Regions from separate parts of the Homo sapiens genome. Here region 1 is linked to region 2. The links are chromatin contacts, found by Hi-C or POLR2A ChIA-PET in ENCODE. All regions are on one chromosome and are shown on one strand. Each heading gives the region's core, a stretch centred on a gene start or an enhancer-like site at or near the end of the contact. The rest is flanking DNA. Distances are from core to core; before and after follow the strand shown. Region 1 overlaps LOC101928306 (a long non-coding RNA gene). Region 2 has its middle 38 kb from the start of NSG1.

The links. A loop is a pair of places that touch in the nucleus more often than their neighbours do. ChIA-PET counts read pairs that join two places held with the same protein, here RNA polymerase II (POLR2A). Pooled maps may share reads with other maps.
Region 1: a loop to region 2 is called in a map with no recorded cell type, with 6 times the contacts of the local background. The contact joins two enhancer-like sites. A Hi-C loop is called at or near these places in 1 of 37 single-sample maps with no recorded cell type and 3 of 50 pooled maps. POLR2A ChIA-PET finds 5 or more read pairs at or near these places in 1 of 52 experiments (activated B cell).

Annotation. Positions count from the first base shown.
Region 1 is chr4:4,942,250-4,945,763 of GRCh38, forward strand. The region is part of intron 2 of LOC101928306 (a long non-coding RNA gene); the gene reads left to right. Among named protein-coding and RNA genes, the nearest start is that of CYTL1, 75 kb to the right of the region's middle. Within about 2 kb of position 1,867, at least 6 of the 41 ENCODE cell types and tissues checked have a DNase peak (open chromatin) inside an H3K27ac peak, as active enhancers do.
Region 2 is chr4:4,347,096-4,350,233 of GRCh38, forward strand. No RefSeq gene overlaps it. Among named protein-coding and RNA genes, the nearest start is that of NSG1, 38 kb to the right of the region's middle. Within about 2 kb of position 1,601, at least 3 of the 41 ENCODE cell types and tissues checked have a DNase peak (open chromatin) inside an H3K27ac peak, as active enhancers do.

The DNA of each region.
Region 1 (3,514 bases), core at 617-3,116, 600 kb after region 2:
TTTAATGGCAGCTCAGCTACTTTTTAGCTATGTGAACTTCGACAAGATCTTTTCTCTCTCTGAGCCTTATTTTTCTTCTCTGTATAGTAGGAGAAATAGCTCCTTTTTAATAGAGGTCTTACCAGGATACAGTAAATGATTTGATGGAAAAGCATATTATGAGAAAGCACTGTGAAGACATTCTTACTATTACCCCACGTCATAGGTTTCTTGAGTTGCTATACTTAGCTCCAAATAACTTCTGATGCTAAAATTAATCAAATCCAGGCTATCGGCTGCTTTAGAACAGGGATATCATTATCAAAAGTAATGAAAGCAACAACCACAGCATCCATGATAAAATAACAATAGGAATACAGTTGGCCCTCTGTATCCATGGGGGATTGGGTCCAGGACCCCCGAGGACATCAAAATCCATGGATGCTCAAATATCTTCTAATCAGCTCTCAGTACCCATGGGTCCCATGTGGACACTGAGGGCTGGCTTTACCATCGTATTTACAATTGCACTTCCTAGTGGTATCTCAAACACTAAGATGTAGTACTTATTCCAATGAATATTTGCTGAGTGAATGAATGAATGAATGAATGAATGAATTGGCAACAACAGTGATACATTTGAAAAACATTTCTCTGGTTTTAAAAGTGGTTTCCAAAGGGGAACTCTAGAAAAATATCTAGGTGAGGCGCCCTGGGAAGCCAGAGTTTTACCTGCTTTGAGGAGTAATTACTCATCTCTATAGATAGATTGTAAATGTTTTCTTCAAAAATCCCTAGCAGGCTTGCAGAGCCACGCTCAGTGTTTGTCTTTTCTCTTCAGCCAAATAAAACAGTTCTTCAAGCCAAAAGTTCTTATCTTTATTCTCTGTGGCACAGTCTAGCCCCTAAACTTTGATAATTGGGGGAAAGAGAAATTGGCATATTATTGACGACCACAGATGTGTCCAGCATTTTCAAATGTCAATTCCTTGGTTCTCACAAACTCAGAGGGAAGCATTAGAATCCACAATTTACAGATGGGGCTCTGAGCTCAGCAATATTGTGGAATTTGAACCCAGGGAACAGTTCAGGTTGGTTCTGGCTTTTTCCCTGGCCCACGATGGCACTAAATACTTGCTATTTGATTGCTTTATCAGTTAACTGAAGCTACTATTAAGGCAATAGCAATTTGGCATGGAACAAAATGATATAATACCTCTCAGTACCCCAGCTCTCAGGGCAACATCCTGAACCCCACCAGGCTCAACGAATGTTGATTCTGACAATGGTGATGGCTTCTAGAACCGAATTATCTTTTTATCAAACCCAGGATTTTCAAATCGGCCAAGCACAACCAGAAATTTCTAGGATTCTTCTGGGTTTGAAAACATCACTGTTGTCCAAGCCCCTCATTTTCCAGTTGAGAAGACTAAGCTCCAAAAATAAGTGACTTCTTAGGGTCACACAGCTAGTTAGTGGCAGAGCTTGAGTTTGTTGGAAAGTTCTCTCTCTCTCTCTCTCTCTCTCTCTCACACACACACACACACACACACACACACACACACACACAGCCAGGCTGAGGCAGGGGTTGTGGGGTGGGGGTGTGATACTACCAGCTTTTTACCATGAGGGACCAGGCCACAAGCAATGCTTCTCATCACCCCCTGCCTTTCAGAGTGGGGTTGAGAAACTGGTGGAGGCTGAAGGCCTCTGCACCCTGGAGGCCAGGGGAGTCTGTGGACAATGAACACATTTGAACGGCAGCCTCTCAGCCCGTACATTTGTGCAGTGCTCCCTGGGACTGATTTCCCCCGCCGGCCCTTTATTAAAAGCATGACTGAGCTTCAGAAGCAGCCTGGCTGGCAGAGGAGACTTGTGAAAGAGCAGTGGCACGGTGGATTGTGAGCTGTCAAAACAGGAAACAGATTCGCAATGGTGGTTTCAGGCTGGTTGACTCCGTGTGCGAGGGAACCAGCCCGTGACGTGAAGGTCTGTTTTGGCAGGCTGTGGGCAGCTGAGGCATTTCTATCACATGGGTTGGGGACTTCAAATGGTCCAGCAGCTGCCCCTTTTTGCCTCTCGGAGTGAATGGCTGGGTAGAACTGATTCTGCACAAAGACCAGCTCTGCTTCCTGAGAGAAAGAGCTCTGCCCTGTGCCCTGTGCAGAGTTTCAACACTCACCTGCTGTGTGATCTTGACACATTACTTAGTCTCTCTGTGCCTCAGCCTCCTCCTCTTTCAGATGGGGGCAAGAGTAGTGGAGAGTAAATGAAATGCGTAATTAAATGGTTCATCCTCTAATATTATGGATATTAAGTAATTTCAGAGCAATGCAAACAGAGGCACTCAGCACAGGTTGGTTAATGCTCTTGACTATCCCTGACCCTGTACCTTCTGATGCAGGCCAATGAGAGGGAGTTTTGGCTACTTCAACTCTGCCTGGGGTCATCAACCCAAAGTTTTTGGACCTGAGCATTTATCCCTAAAATTAACATCAACTGCTCATTGAGCAGCTCCAGTTTACCTGGCATTGTTTTTGTCCCTTGTACATAGCATCTCATTTAATTGAAACAACAAATCTGTGCACTAATCATACAATAAAACTAGCCAGTGAGCATTATTTGAACATTTGAGGTGGACTTTTAAGCACTTTGCATGTATTAACTCTATTAATTAGGTTTTAGGTCTTATTTCCCCCATTTTGCTCATAGAGAAACTTGCAGCTTAGATAGCTGAACTGAACAGACCAGGTCTGGGCACTGCAGATCATGGGGAGACTTAATTTCCTCTGGATAAAACCTCTCTCTCTCTCTCTGTCTCTCTCTCTTTCTCATACACCCCCCCACACACATACACACACCGTCACACATGTGTGCAACTGTGCATGGAAATAGCATTATTGGAATGGTAGGGAAGGGGTTCCATGGGCTATCCAGGTGGCCTGCCTTGGCCTGTAAGCTCACCTCCCTGGAGCCCAGTGTAGGGTGGAAGTGGCTGGGGGCCGGGAGGATGAGCTAAAGAGGCCCATGAGCAGCAGAGGCAGGGGCTGTGCCATAGCAGGGCAGGCAGGAGGCTGGAGGACAGTTGAAAGAGATGGTGTATTAGTCCATCTTCACACTGCTGAAAAAGACATACCCGAGACTGGGTAATTTATAAAGAAAAAGAGGTTTAATGGACTCACAGTTCCATGTGGCTGGAGAGGCCTCACAGTCATGGCCGAAGGCAAAAGGCATGTCTTACATGGTGGCAGGCAAGAGAAAATTGAGAGAACCAAGTGAAAAGGGCAACCGCTCATAAAATCATCAGATCTTGGGACTTATTCACTACCACAAGAACGGTGTGGGGGGAACCACCCCCATGATTCAATTATCTTTCACTGGGTCCCCCCCACAACACATGGGAATTATGAGAGCTACAATTCAAGATGAGATTTGGGTGGGGACACAGCCAAACCGTATCAGATGGGATGGGGGCTGGATGTCATGCTGGGTCCTGGCTTGCCAGTTTTTCTGGCATCAGGAGGATCTACAGGGG
Region 2 (3,138 bases), core at 351-2,850:
GCCATTTCTTGGCCTTCATTAGTGAAAGTTTTTGTAAATGGTAATTGTGAATGCTGGAAACTGTTTCTTGAACAGTCACTTTCCTACATTGCTGTGGCCTCTTTTCGGGAAGCAATTGGACAGTGTTTCCCAGGGGCGGCCAAAAGATCCATTCCATTTGATTCCATGATTCCACTTCTAAAACTCTCTCCCAAGGAAATAATCAGAGATGTGGTCACAATTTCTATACAAAGATGCTGTTACAACATCTGAAAAAAAAAAAAAAAAACAGTGGCAGAAACAAATTAAAACTAGCTTAAATGTCTAACCATAGGCATTGATAAAATAAAAGGGTTTTTGCTAACTTAGAAGAATGCTTATGCTAAGTGAGAAGGGATGCAAAATTGTATATCCAGTGGGACCACAAATGTGTACAAAATTGTGCAGAATAAAAGGACTTGAGATACTCATGACAAGAGTCATAAAGAGAAAAATTTCCAAGTATGACAAGGGCCTCTCTCTGGGACAGATATGGGGCCATGTCATATACTATTGTTGGAGCACAGAAAACAATTCCCCACAATATGACACTTCCCATGCAGACCTGAAGAAGCAGCCTCAAGGTCTCTCTGATCCCTCTCCTCCTGCCTGTCAACCTTCTGTCTCTCTCAAAGCACTGGAGGAGGCTATTCTCTGACGCTCCCCTATCTACCTAGAAAACAGACCCCTAGTGAGGAACACAGCTGCCTCTGTTGACTTAAAAGGAAGAAGCTGAGGCAACATTCATTTAAGTACAAAGTTTATTTGGGCCAAGCTTGAGGATTGCATCCCAGGAGCATAGATTCAAATTGCTCTGAATATACACTCCAATTAGCAGCAGTTAAAAGTAAATTTTTAAAGGAAAAGAAGAGGCAGTTCCTGAGTTGTTTATCAAGAACGTGTAGTAAAATAACAAGTTTTGATTGGGTATAGGTTGTTCTTTTTATCACACATTTCAGGAACATGAAGATAATGAGTGAGGCAGCTAGGCAGGAACAAAATAACTTTTTTTTTCTTTTCTTTTTTTGTTTTTTGAGACAGAGTCTTGTTCTGTGGCCCAGGCTGGAGTGCAATGGTGTAATCTCAGCTCGCCACAACCTCCACCTCCTGAGTTCAAGCGATTCTCCTGCCTCAGCCTCCTAAGTAGCTGGGATTACAGGCATGCGCCACCACGCCCGGCTAATTTTTGTATTTTTAGTAGAGATGGGGTTTCACCATGTTGGTCAGGCTGGTTTTGAACTCCTGACCTTGTGATCTGCTGGTCTTGGCCTCCCAAAGTGCTGGTGTGTCTGGAATTGGTTACTTCTGGTGCGTTCTTCGTCTCGCTGACTTCAAGAATGAAGCCACGGACCCTCGCGGTGAGTGTTACAGTTCTTAAAGATGGTGTGTCCAGAGTTTGCTCCTTCAGATGTTCAGATGTGTCCCGAGTTTCTTCTTCCAGTGGGTTCGTGGTCTCGCTAACTTCAGGAGTGAAGCTGCAGACCTTAGCAGTGAGTGTTACAACTCTTAAAGGTGGCGCGTCCAGAGTTGTTTGTTCCTCCCGATGGGTTTGTGGTCTCGCTGACTTCAGGAGTGAAGCCACAGACCTTCACAGTGAGTGTTACAATAAAGCTAGTGGGGACCCAAAGAGTGAGCAGCAGCAAGATTTATTGTGAAGAGCCAAAGATCAAAGCTTCCACATCCTGCAAGGGGACCCCAACGGTTTGCAGCTGCTGGCTCAGGTGGCCAGCGTTTATTCCCTTATTTGGCCCTGACCACATCCTGCTGATTAGTCCATTTTACAGAGTGCTGATTGGTCGTTTTTACAGAGTGCTGATTGGTGCGTTTACAAACCTTTAGCTAGACACAGAGTGCTGATTGGTGCGTTTTTACAGAGTGCTGATTGGTGCGTTTTTACTGAGCGCTGATTGGTGCGTTTACAAACCTTTAGCTAGACACAGAGCGCTGATTGGTGTGTTTACAATCCTTTAGTTAGACAGAAAAGTTCTCCAAGTCCCCACCCAACCCAGAAGCCCAGCTGGCTTCACCTCTCACTGGGATTACAGGCGTGAGCCACCACGCCCAACCGGTAGGAACAAAATAACTTTAAACAATTGTCCCCAGGTGTAGGCACCGGCTACAGGGGGCCAGGGAATGACTGGAATTCCATACCCATGTCTCTGTGGGTCTGCAGATCTCTCAGTTCTCAGCCTGCTCTGAGCTATTTTTCTTTTCTCATATCCCCCCTGTTGATCAAAATTATTCCCATGGCAGCATTGATGATCAGTCTCTGTGCAGGTGGCAGTGATAGATGTCCTTCATCCCTCAGTGCTGGGAAGTCTCATTCCTGGGTAGTCCTCATTCAAGCCACTGATTTATATAAATGCTGTTGTTGCTTGTTGAATCATCTCCACTCTTCAGAATATCATTTTCTGGTTTTCTTGGAAGAAGCAAAACCCTGAGAGATACATAGTAACAAAGCCTATTCCATTGGGGATTCAGTTCAAATTGTAGGAAAATAATAAAAGAACTCAAAAACAATGGTCGGGGGCTGGAATCTAATAACAGGTGTTCTATAGCTTTCTTCAGGAGCCTAACTTTTTTCTCCAGTCCCTATTTTTACCAAAGTTTAGTATTATACTTGGCCTGATTATTTGCATAAAGTGCAGCAAGAATAGTGATTGGCCATATAGACCCTTTTAAGTTGACTTTGCTGGAACGTTCAGAAGGAATTTCAGATTAGACTTTTAAAAGTCTCAAGGCTAGGACATCAAACCAAGGATTCACCGCTAGACTGCACCTGTAATACTTGTACAAATTGGGTGAATTTCTCTCTTCCCAAGGTCCCCAAAATATCTTTTGGTTCCTGGGCATATCAGAAAGACACATTCTTTATTTACTGCAAGATTAGAAACCTTGAAAGGGAACTATGTAGACAAGATAGCAGGCCAGTTTTGCCAAGAGGCTTTTTATCAGCTCTATAAAGTCCATTTCAATTCCTCAAAGCAGTGTTATCATATCTGAAAATACGTCATTCCAGTCAGAATCTTGATTTGAAAAAAAAATTGTCTTAAATTGTATCCTGTGACAGAAAACAGATTCTTACTGAACTAATGCAAATAACTTGATTGCCATAAAATA